Regions from separate parts of the Homo sapiens genome. Here region 1 is linked to region 2. Evidence: read pairs that join two places in POLR2A ChIA-PET (ENCODE). Cell type or tissue: Panc1. All regions are shown on one strand. Each heading gives the region's core, and the rest is flanking DNA. Links, peaks and the distances in the headings are about the cores only. Region 1 overlaps RETREG1 (reticulophagy regulator 1). Region 2 overlaps MYO10 (myosin X).

Evidence for each region. ChIA-PET counts read pairs that join two places held together with the same protein. Peaks named below come from ENCODE experiments on the same cell type or tissue, not always from the same donor. Only the 100,000 strongest peaks of a DNase experiment are listed, where the experiment ranks them.
Region 1: POLR2A ChIA-PET joins it to region 2 with 12 read pairs; 2 of 35 experiments call an interaction of 5 or more read pairs at or near these places.

What each region holds. Positions count from the first base shown.
Region 1 is chr5:16,582,638-16,588,018 of GRCh38, reverse strand. The region is part of intron 1 of RETREG1 (reticulophagy regulator 1); the gene reads left to right. Among named protein-coding and RNA genes, the nearest start is that of RETREG1-AS1, 31 kb to the left of the region's middle. In Panc1, for the core only: CTCF peaks have their summits at 2,303 and 2,533 (motif pointing right); no DNase peak of the experiment used is centred there.
Region 2 is chr5:16,915,849-16,921,229 of GRCh38, reverse strand. The region is part of intron 1 of MYO10 (myosin X); the gene reads left to right. Among named protein-coding and RNA genes, the nearest start is that of MYO10, 18 kb to the left of the region's middle. In Panc1, for the core only: no CTCF peak of the experiment used is centred there; a DNase peak (open chromatin) is centred at 4,549; H3K4me3 peaks cover 1,359 bases; H3K27ac peaks cover 3,920 bases.

The sequences.
Region 1 (5,381 bases), core at 102-5,101, 330 kb after region 2:
TGAAATCTTACTGTGGAGCCCAGGAACTTGGCAAGGAACAGTCCACTGTATGTGTCTGTGATCTTGAACAGTGGGTTATTAGGGTGTGATCAAGATTCATTCACCTGGAAAGGGATTGGCTGGAGCTGGGTAAGCAGACCTCTGGCAGGGCTTCCGGCAAAGAGGGGAATGAGAAGGATCAGGCTTGCTGCGGGAGAACCAGGCAGAACAATTGAGCACACCCAAGGTAAGAGTGGGTGCCACATGGATGCATGTGGCCAGAGTCTAGTTCTTTGCATCCTTGGTTGGAGTTGGAGAAGCAAAATCATCTTCTACAGCTGTGGCAATGCCATCAATCTCAGAACTGTGGAATATCTGAATTTCTTTTTGGGACCCTGGACAGGGTCAGGTATATTGGAATGGGTTCTTGAACAGACTGTAGACATGAACTGATGAGTGGGTGACCACAACTGAATGAGGATTTGAAAGATAGACGTCCACATGACAATTACTTTTCAACTCTGCTCTCTGGAACAGTCTGGTACATTGAGATTGGTTTATTAAAGCAGGATGCCAGGGAACTCTACAAATGATGTTTAAATGGAGCGGTGGACTCTGAGTCAAGAAGACCCAAGTTTATATTCTGACTCCATGATTTGGACAAATTGCTCCAACCTAATCTATTTATGGATATATAATTTCCATGTATCTAAATTCATCATGTTGTTTAGGAACATTACATGCGATGGAGATGTGAAAATACCCAGCTAAGGTGGGCTTTGATTACACATCAACTTTTTTTCTGTAGTGGGCATGCCTAGGACGGTTCCTTGAATTCATTACTGTGTGTCTTGCTTCTCTCCCCATCACTCACCCAAGAGCTCTTCTTCTCAGAAGCCTTTTCAGCACCTATCACTATGCCTTATTCCCAGTTGCAAAGGACTGAGTGTCTCCTTTTGTCCCCGCATTCTTATGTTGAAACCCCATCACCAATGTGATGAGAGGAAGCCTTTGGGAGCTGATTAGGTCCGGAGGATGGAGCCCTCATGAATGGGATTAGTGCCCTTTAAAAGAGACCCCAGAGAGATCTTTTGCCCCTTCTACCACGTGAGAACACAATGAGAAGTTGCCATCTCTGAATCAGAAAGCAGGTCCTCACCAGACACTGAATCTGCTAAGGCCTTAGTGTTGGACTTCCCAGCCACCAGAACTATGAGAAATAGATTTCTGTTGTTTATAAGCCACCCTGCCTGTGGTATTTTGTTACAGCAGCTGGAATGGATTAAGACACCAGTATGTGCATGTGTTTATGTGTGAAGGAAGAGGCCCCAAAGCTCAGTTTAATATTTGGATCTGTTACACCGCATTCTCTAGAACTAGAGTTTATAGAATCAGATAATATTTGAATGGGAAAGGCCCTGAGACACCTTCGCAGTCCAGTGGTTTGCAAATCTGACTGTTAGCATGTAGGTTCCTGTACCTCTCCTTGGAGCTCTGACCCACCCAGTCCAGAGTGGGACCCAGGAATCTGCAATTTCTAAAAATGCTTGTGACCAGTCGAAGTAAAAAAAATGCCCCAAGTAATTCTGATGATGATGAGGCAGTTTTAGGAAGGGCTTATCTAGCCAGTGCCTTAATTTAAAGATGAAAATACCGAGGCAGAGGATATGGAGGTGTTTCTCACTGGCCATGCTAGACCTTCCACCTAGCTGTGATTAGGATCCCACATTCATATTGTAAGTTCCCACTGGGCAGACACAAAGATGCCATTTGCATAAAAGATAAAAGACACAAAGATTTCCATTTGCATAAAAACCCAGCTGCCCATTACCATGGCTTCCTGACCTTCATGAGTTTATTTCTTCTTTCTTCTCCGTACCTCCTGCCACACCGTTTCTTTCTTTCTTCCCTCTTACCATCCTGCACGACATTGCAGTGTATGACTTTGATCTGTTATTCATTTTTCTTATAGCTCCTTTCTATGACTGAATCTGGTAGTTAGTATTTAACTTATGGCTAGCTGATATAGTTTGGATATTTATTGCTGCCCAGATCTCAGGCTGCAATGTGATCCCCAGTGTTGGAGGTGGGGTGTGGTGGGAGGTGTTTGGGTGATGGGGGTGGATCTCTCATAGCTTGGTGCTGTTCTCAAGATAGTAAGTTCTCTTCAAGATCTGGTAGTTTAAATATGTGGCACCCCCTCCCCACACTCCCTCTTGCCACTGCTCCCACCATATGAGATGCCTGCTTCCCCTTCACCTTTCACCATGATCATAAGCTTTCTGAGGCCTCATGAGAAGCCGAGCAGATGCTGACCCCATGCTTCCTGTACAGCCTGCAGAACCAAGAGCCAGTTAAATCTCTTTTCTTTATAAATTACCCAGTCTCAGGTATTTCTTTAGGGCAATGCAAGAATGGCCTAGTACCTAGCTCAGCTGGAGTGGGCTGCAGAACTTGACTCACCCGCCCTGCCTCGAAGTCCCCTTCCCTGCTGTGACCAGGTCAGGTAGAAGGTGGAATAGGAGTGGGCAGGTATTCAATTTATACACTAGGTGGAGCTAAGGAGCACATTGCACTGCCCTAGGGTGCCCCTGACTTGATTTACCCATGGCTTTTCTCATAATTCCAGTGCAAGGGTGCACAGTAGAGCATGCTCAGTTTCTCTTTGCCTTGACCTCAGATGGCCTTGGTTCCATCCTAGCCATGCCCTTGGTTTCTCCTACTCTTTAGGCACAAGAACGCAAACAGAATACAAACTCCCTGCTGCTCCTCCCCACTGTCTTATCTGTTTGTCCACCATGCCTTGCTGACCTGGGCACATTCCCTGAATTCACTGGATTATCGTGATGTGCTTCTCCTAGAGTAAGGTTATTCCCCTCCTCCACTGCAGCAGACTCTGATTGTTACTACCCACCATTTCCCTGTGATTGATATCTTCCAGAATTTCTCATCTCTTTAGAGAAAGGAGTCTATTACCTACCACCCTCTTTTCCTCTCCTCTGATGCTTATAATTCATTTTCTTGGCCATCACAACTAAAGAAGTACTTCCCTAGGGAAAAAAAAAAGGCTTCTGAGTTCCATTTAATCCTGGATTTGCAATTAAATTGTTATTGCTTTATCTCACTCCATTTTCGGATGATCGTCCTTTCCAAATTATTTAAAACTATATATTCATGTTTAAGAAATGTACCCCCCAGCCAACACACATACATGTTTTAAACAGCTCTGAAAATGGGATACATATTACAATTGAGAGGGTCTTTATTTTTTTGGCAGCTTTTTTTCCTTAATAGTGCACAATTTAATTTCACACAGCATCTTCAGTTACTAATTTTGCAGAATCTGCATAAAAGGCCAGGAGAAATTAAAGCCAACTTTAGTTGAAACTCTGAATTTTGTGATATTATGATAGATGGCTGCAGGTATGTCTAACTCTTGAGAAGATAATTATCTTCCAGCAAAATGTGATGATCTGGACTTTGAATAATGTTTGGTAAATCATTATGCCTTACGAGACCCTTTTTTCTTTCACAATTAGAGCCACCATAATATTAAATAAAGCCAGGAGATGTTAAGAACTCAGTTTAGGGCTAGGTCTACAGTTATATATATTTCATTTTTTAAAATCATTTATTCAATATTTAATGAACATTTAAATTGAATGGAGGGATTGCTACTTGACCGTTAAGATCCTTTCTGGATTTCATATTCAGTGATTCTGATTTTCTGTGTAAAATCTTAATTTTTTAAATTTCAATAGATTTTTGGGGAACAGGTGGCATTTGATTACCTGAATAAATTCTTTAGTGGTGATTTCTGAGATTTTGGTGCACCCATCACTGGAGCTGTGTGCACTACCCAATGTGTAATCTTCTATCCCTCACCCCCCTCCACCCTTTCTCCCAAGTCTCTGAAGCCCATTGTCATTATTATGCCTTCGTGTCCTCATAGCTTAGCTCCCACTTATGAGTGAAAACATACAATGTTTGGTTTTCCATTCCTGAGTTACTTCACTTAGAATAATGGTCTCCAATTCCATCCAGGTTGCTGCGAATGCCATTATTTCATTCCTTCTTATGGCTGCAGTTATGTATATTTCAGTAAAAGAAAGTGAAACCCTATTTTTGGATCTCCATTTTAAGAGTTACAGCAAATAATGCAGATTCATTTCCATATAAGAACTCTGAAGAGTTCCAATGCTTTTATCCATAGATGGTCTTTCTTTGAAGACAAAAAAAATATGTTTTAGCTGTTGATAGCATTCATTTCATAGTACAAAATGGGTTGTGCTTTACTCAGAAATGAGGGTTAGATTTTTACACATGGAAAGAACTAAGTCTTGTGTTTTTTATCCATTATCAAACAAGATTTGCGTGTGTATGAACTATTTTTCTTTGCTTTATAGGAAATTTATCCTATTAAGCCATTTAATTTGGCCTTGCAAAACTCATCATGGAGTAATGGAAAATTTTCCTTGTCAAATGGATACACGACTAGTCAAAAAATTATACATATGTATATTATATATATGTAAAATATATATATTGAGACAGAGTCTCGCTCCATCGTCCAGGCTGGAGTGCACTGGCGTGATCTTCACTCACTGCAACGTCCAGCTCCAGGGTTCAGGCGATTCTCCCACCTCTGCCTCCTTAGTATCTGGGACTACAGGTGCATGCCACCACGCCCTGATACTTTTTTTTTTTTGTATTTTTGGTAGAGATGGGGTGTTACCATTGTTGCCCAGGCTGGTCTTGATTGAACTCCTGGGCTCAAGTGATCCGCCTGCCTCAGCCTCCCAAAGTGCTGGGATTACAGCTGTGAGCCACTGTGCTCAGACAAAAAATATTTTTTGTAGTTAGCCACTGAGTGCAGGTCAACAGAAGGTCACTCGAGTACCTTCACTTTATTTTTCATCGTGTAAATTGTCCACATAGCCCAGCACCTGTCCCTGCTCTCTGGCTGGCCTGGCTGCTTTGCTGTGACCTCCTGCATTGCTGAGCCTGAGCAGGCACAGATGTCTGCCCAGAGCAGCCGCACCTAGAGCTCCATGTGGGTATGGAATGCTCAAGAATCAATAAAGGCACAAAGAGGCACAAGGAAGGGCCAAATGGCAGGGGTCCGAGTGATCCATGTAGAGAGAGGGAAGATGCTGGCTTACCCAAGAGTAAATTATTTTGACAGCCCGTCATTTTCCCTGATGGGCATCTTTGTGGAACGAGTGCCCTCACTCTCGGGGCTTCTGAGCGGCCAGTGCAGACTAATTTTGATATTCGTCAAAGCCTGGAATTTGATAGGAAAATGTTCCTCTTAAAATCATGGTGTGTTCTGATATGGAAATAAGCCGGGGATTACCCAGGCCGTTTTTTTTTTTTTCTTATTTTATTTTTTAACCATGAGC
Region 2 (5,381 bases), core at 207-5,206:
AGTTATGTCAAGGTAAATTACATCTGCTGCCTTCTCCCACATATATCTTGGATGGTGTTATTCTGGTATACGTTTATTTTATTTTATTTTATTTTATCTTATGTTATTTTTTGAGATGGAGTATCGCTCTGTCACCTAGGCTGGAGTGCAGTGGTGCGATCTTGGCTCACTGCAACTTCCACCTCTCAGGTTCAAGCAATTCTCCTGCCTCAGCCTGCCGAGTAGCTGGGATTACAGGCGCCCACCACCACGCCCCAACTAATTTTTGTATTTTAGTAGAGATGGGCTTTCACCATGTTGGTCAGGCTGGTCTGGAACTCCTGACTTCAAGTGATTCGCCCACCTCAGCCTCCCAAAGTGCTGGGATTACAGGCGTGAGCCACCGCACCCGGCCTATTCTGGTATCCATTTTAAAAAGAAGTCTAGATTCAGAAGTCACCCAAATAGTACAGAGAGGCCCTTTCTGTGTACCTGCCATTCCCTGGTGGTGGCATCTTACATAACAAAATACAGTGTCAAAATCAGGAAATTGACATTCCTGCAGTCTACAGGCCTTATTCATGTTTCACCAGTTTTGCATACATGCATTTTTTATGTGTGTGTGATTCTGAACAGTGTTATCACATGTGTAGACTTGTACAACCACCAGCAGTCACAATATAGAACTGTTCCATGACAGTCCCTTGGGCTCACCTTTGGTGGCACCCCAGCCTCCCTCCCTCTAACCCCCAGCACCTACTTCTTTTTTCTCCTTCTCTATAGTTTTGTTATTTGAGAGTATTGTATAAATGGAATCGATCAGTACATATTCTTTTGAGACGGACTTTCTTCACTCAGTGCCTTTGCCGCCCATCCATGTTGGTACACGTGCCGGTTTTGTTCCTTTTTTATTATTAAGTAATATTGCATTGTTCAGGAACACTTTTATTTATTTTGTTTATCTTATTTGCTTTTTTGAGATGGAGTCATGCTCTGTCACTCAGGCTGGAGTGCAGTGGCGCAATGTCGGTTCACTGCAGTCTCTGCCTCCCGGGTTCAAGTGATTCTCCTGCCTCAGACTCCCAAGCAGCTGGGTTTACAGGCATGTGCCACCAAGCCCAGCTAATTTTTTTTCTTTTTTGAGACTGAATGTCGCTCTGTTGCCAGGCTGGAGTGCAGTGGCACAATGTCAGCTTACCGCAGTCTCCGCCTCCTGGGTTCAAGTGATTCTCCTGCCTCAGCCTCCCGAGTAGCTGGGACTACAGGCATGTGTCACCATGTCCAGATAATTTTTGTATTTTTAGTAGAGACGGGGTTTCACCATGTTGGCCAGGATGGTCTTGATCTCTTGACCTCGTGATCCACCCACCTTAGCCACCCAAAGTGCTGGGATTACAGGTGTGAGCCACCACACCCGGCCTAATTTTTGTGTTTTTAGTAGAGATAGGGTTTCTCCATGTTGGCCAGGCTGGTCTCAAACTCCTGACCTCAGGTGATCCACCTGCCTTGGCCTCCCAAAGTGCTGAGATTACAGGCGTGAACCACTGCGCCCGGCCTGTGTGTTTATTTATTCCATTATTTAACTTGTGAAGGTTTATTGGACACTTACCATGGGCTAGGACTGTGCTGAGCTTTTTACATGTATTAATTCATTTAATCTGCTTGGTAGTCCTAAGTGATTGTATTGTTTACATCTTTATTTTATGTATGAGAACACAGAGTCTTAGAGAAGGGAGGTAGTCTGCTCAAGTTCACACAGCTGGGAAATGATAGAGCCAGGATAGGAGGCCAGAGAGCTCTAGCTCCATGAACTCATTTGGAGGGGAAGGCAGTTGTTCTGGTAGATTTTTGTTTATTTGTTTGTTTTGTTTTTGAGATGGAGTCTTGTTCCGTTGCCCAGGCTGGAGTGCAGTGGCATGATCTCTGCTCACTGCAACCTCCGTCTCCTGGGTTCAAGAGATTCTCATGCCTCAGCCTCCTGAATAGCTCGAATTACAGGCGCCTGCCACCACGACCAGCTAATTTTTGTGTTTTTAGTAGAGACAGGGTTTCACCATGTTGGCCAGTCTGGTCTTGAACTCCTGACCTCAAGTGATCCCGCCTGCCTTGGCCTCTCAAAGTGCTGGGATTACAGGTGTGAGCTATCACTCCTGGCCGTTCTGGTAGGCTTTTGAAGTCGGAAGAATAGAGACTGTGTGGAAATCTTCAGGAATGCATATTTGCTTCTCCATACAGAGCAGAACAGTCAGGTAATACAAGTCCAAAAGGAATTAGCTGATTTCTGCCAGTGACTGGAACAAGGAATAGAAATTTTCCTATAGCCAAGCAAAAGCAGAAACATAGACCTTCTGCTTCTTTTTGTGATGACAGCAACTGCACACTCATCCCGAGTGATTGGCGTAAGTAAGTGATCCCTGTTCCGAGTGAGGGCTCGAAAAATACTTTCAGTGGGCCAGGCGCGGTGGCTCACGCATGTAATCCCAGTACTTTGGGAGGCTGAGGCAGGCGGATCACCTGAGGTCGGGAGTTTGAGACCAGCCTGACCAACATGGAGAAACCCTGTCTCTACTTAAAATACAAAAATTAGCCAGGCGTGATGGTGCATGCCTGTGATCCCATATTCGGGAGGCTGAGGCAGGAGAATCGCTTGAACCCAGGAGGCGGAGTTTGCAGTGAGCTGAGATTGTGCCATTACATTCCAGTCTGGGCAACAAGAGCGAAACTCTGTCTCAAAAAAAAAAAAAAAAAAAGAAAAGAAAAATAGTTTCAGTGAAATTTTGTGTTTCCAGGGAGCATCCGTGTGGAATGCCAAGGCCACACTGAATTTCATCAGTTATTTTTTTGGAGTTTCGTCTATTTCTGGTAAACTCTAGCTTCCATGAAGCAATATTGAGGGAAAGTGTATTTGCTTTGGAATCCATATGCAGTTTGTAAATCTTGCTTGTAATCTGCTGAGCTGCTGAGCTGATGCTTCTATCTGCCTTGTAGATGGAAGTGACACGCAGCTGTCTAGTCACAGCTTTGGGCTTTTGGACTCTTCACATCTTCCTTACCCATTAAACTTGAAACTGTTTCTTTCAAGTTTAATGATAACAATTTTAAGAAACTATTTTGGAAATTGACTCTCCTAGTAGTGTGAGACTTTAAAAGGTAATGGATGGTTTACATTTAAACCAGCTTTTGAAGGCTGTGATTTAGTTAAGGTGGTGCTACTTGGCAGCTGCTAATATTTTTTATTCCTATGGAATACGTATTCTGTAGTTTAAAAAGAAAGTGGCTAGCATGGTTAGATCAGCAGAAATATTCTTTGTTGTAAAGTATGTAGCCTGGAAGTTATCAAGGGATGGATACATAGGTTAGAATTACTTTTTTTTTGGACCCAGGGTCTTGCTTTTTTGCCTAGGCCGGAGTGCAGTGATGCAATCACAGCTCACTATACCCCGGACCTCCTGGGCTCAAGAGATTCTCCCCCGTTCGGCCTTTTGAGTAGCTGGGACTACAGATGTGTGCCACCATGCCCATCTGATTTTTTCTTTTTTTTTTCCTTTTTTTTTTTGTAGAGATGGGTCTCCCTGTGTTGCCCTGGCTGGTCTTGAGCTTCTGGGTTCCAGTGATCCTCTCCTCCCCTCTCAGCCTCCCAAAGTGCTGGGAATACAGGCATGACCCACCATGTCCTGCTAGAGTTACTGGTTTGCATAGAATGGTAGTTCTCAACTGGAGGCACTTTTGCCTCACCGGGGATATTTAGAAGTATCAGGAGACATTTCTGGTTGTTAACACTGATGGGAGGTGACTACTGGTGTCTAGTGGGTAGAAGCTGAGGATGCTGCTAAACATCCTCAATTGCAGAGGGCAGCCCCCACAATGAAGATTGATCCAGTCTAATAGGTCAATAGTGTTAAGGGTAAGAAAACCTGATATAAAAGATTGACTTACAAGAATCTTCCCTCTTGTATTTTATTTTAATATGCTGCATTTTCTAAATAAAATCATTATTCCTAAAGTAATTTCCATAGTGTACTCTTCGGGGTGTGTGTGAATGATGCATTAATCTGATTTTTATTAATTTTAATACCGGCATTATATTTAGTACAACTTGGTTATATTAAATATCTAGATCTATAGTTATATGTTTGTTTTATTTATTCCAACATTGATTTCTGCAGCATTGGTTAATAGTTGGGATATTAAGCCATTTTTATTTCTAGGCCTTCTCAACTTTGAGTTTCCACTGATCCTAAGAAGCGAAGGAACAGACAATACGGACCTGATTTGTATATTTCTGAGATGAAAGAAAGATTGAAGGGGCTGACGTTAGCAATCTACACTATATTCTTTGGACCTCTTCGTGTCATCTAATTATTTTAGTTAATTACCAACATTTTTGTTACCAACCCTGATAATGCAAGAGGCAGCCTCTTTGAATGGGGTACGTGAACCTTTACCAGTGAATTCATATCTTTTTTCTTTTCCGTTTCTCCCAATTTTGATGAGTAAGTGTGTGGTTTTTCTTCTTAATTTTCATCAAGCCTATTGTTTTCTTGCCAGCCACAGTGATGAATCACTCTAAAAGCTTGGTGAGGGCAGTTGAATCAGCAGGCAAAACTTTTTTATTTGCTGAAAATAAATGGAAGGCTGCTTATAGGTTCACACCCTTGCTGCTCTCATCAAATCTTCAGGCAGGAGGGAAATGAAATTGGATCATCTTAAACTTCCTGGATTTAATCTGTGATTTAGGAGTGAGTTCTTTCCATGCTTCTCCTCTCCTCTTTTCCCTTCCTAGCAAGAGGAGAAAAAAAGCAAGTAATTTAATGTAATCTGATTTTTTTTTTTTTTTTTTTTTTTACTTCATGGCTTTTTGACATTGGAAGAGAAATGAGCCATCTTTCTAGAGGAGCTTTAGTGTCATGTGTGCTTTTCTTATTGATTGGGAATAACTTAAAAAGACTCCTCAGAACTCCGAATGGGATATTTAATTTGTTAGAACACGAGTCTGCACCACTATCTGTTGACGGTGAAATGAATTTACTAAGTGGATAATTTGCTGAGCATTAGCTGACCCTGACGTGGCGGAACGAAGGTCTCTGGAGATGGTTCATGGTGGAAATCTGGGCTTGATGGGTCGGTAATGAGACTTCAGCGATGACATCTTTACCAAGGCTGAGGCTTAACACTCGGGACCAAGCGATTCAACTGGTAAGCGACATGCTTTGAATATTTACTCACCAGCTCTGTTAATTCAGATTCAGGATAAGAAATGTATGGTGAGTGATTTTTTTTTTTTTTTTCTTTTTGACGTAGAGTCTCGCTCTGTCGCCCAGGCTGGAGTGCAGTGGCGCAATTTCAGCTCACTGCAACCTCTGCCTCCTGGGTTCAAGCAATTCTCGTGCCTCAGCCTCCTG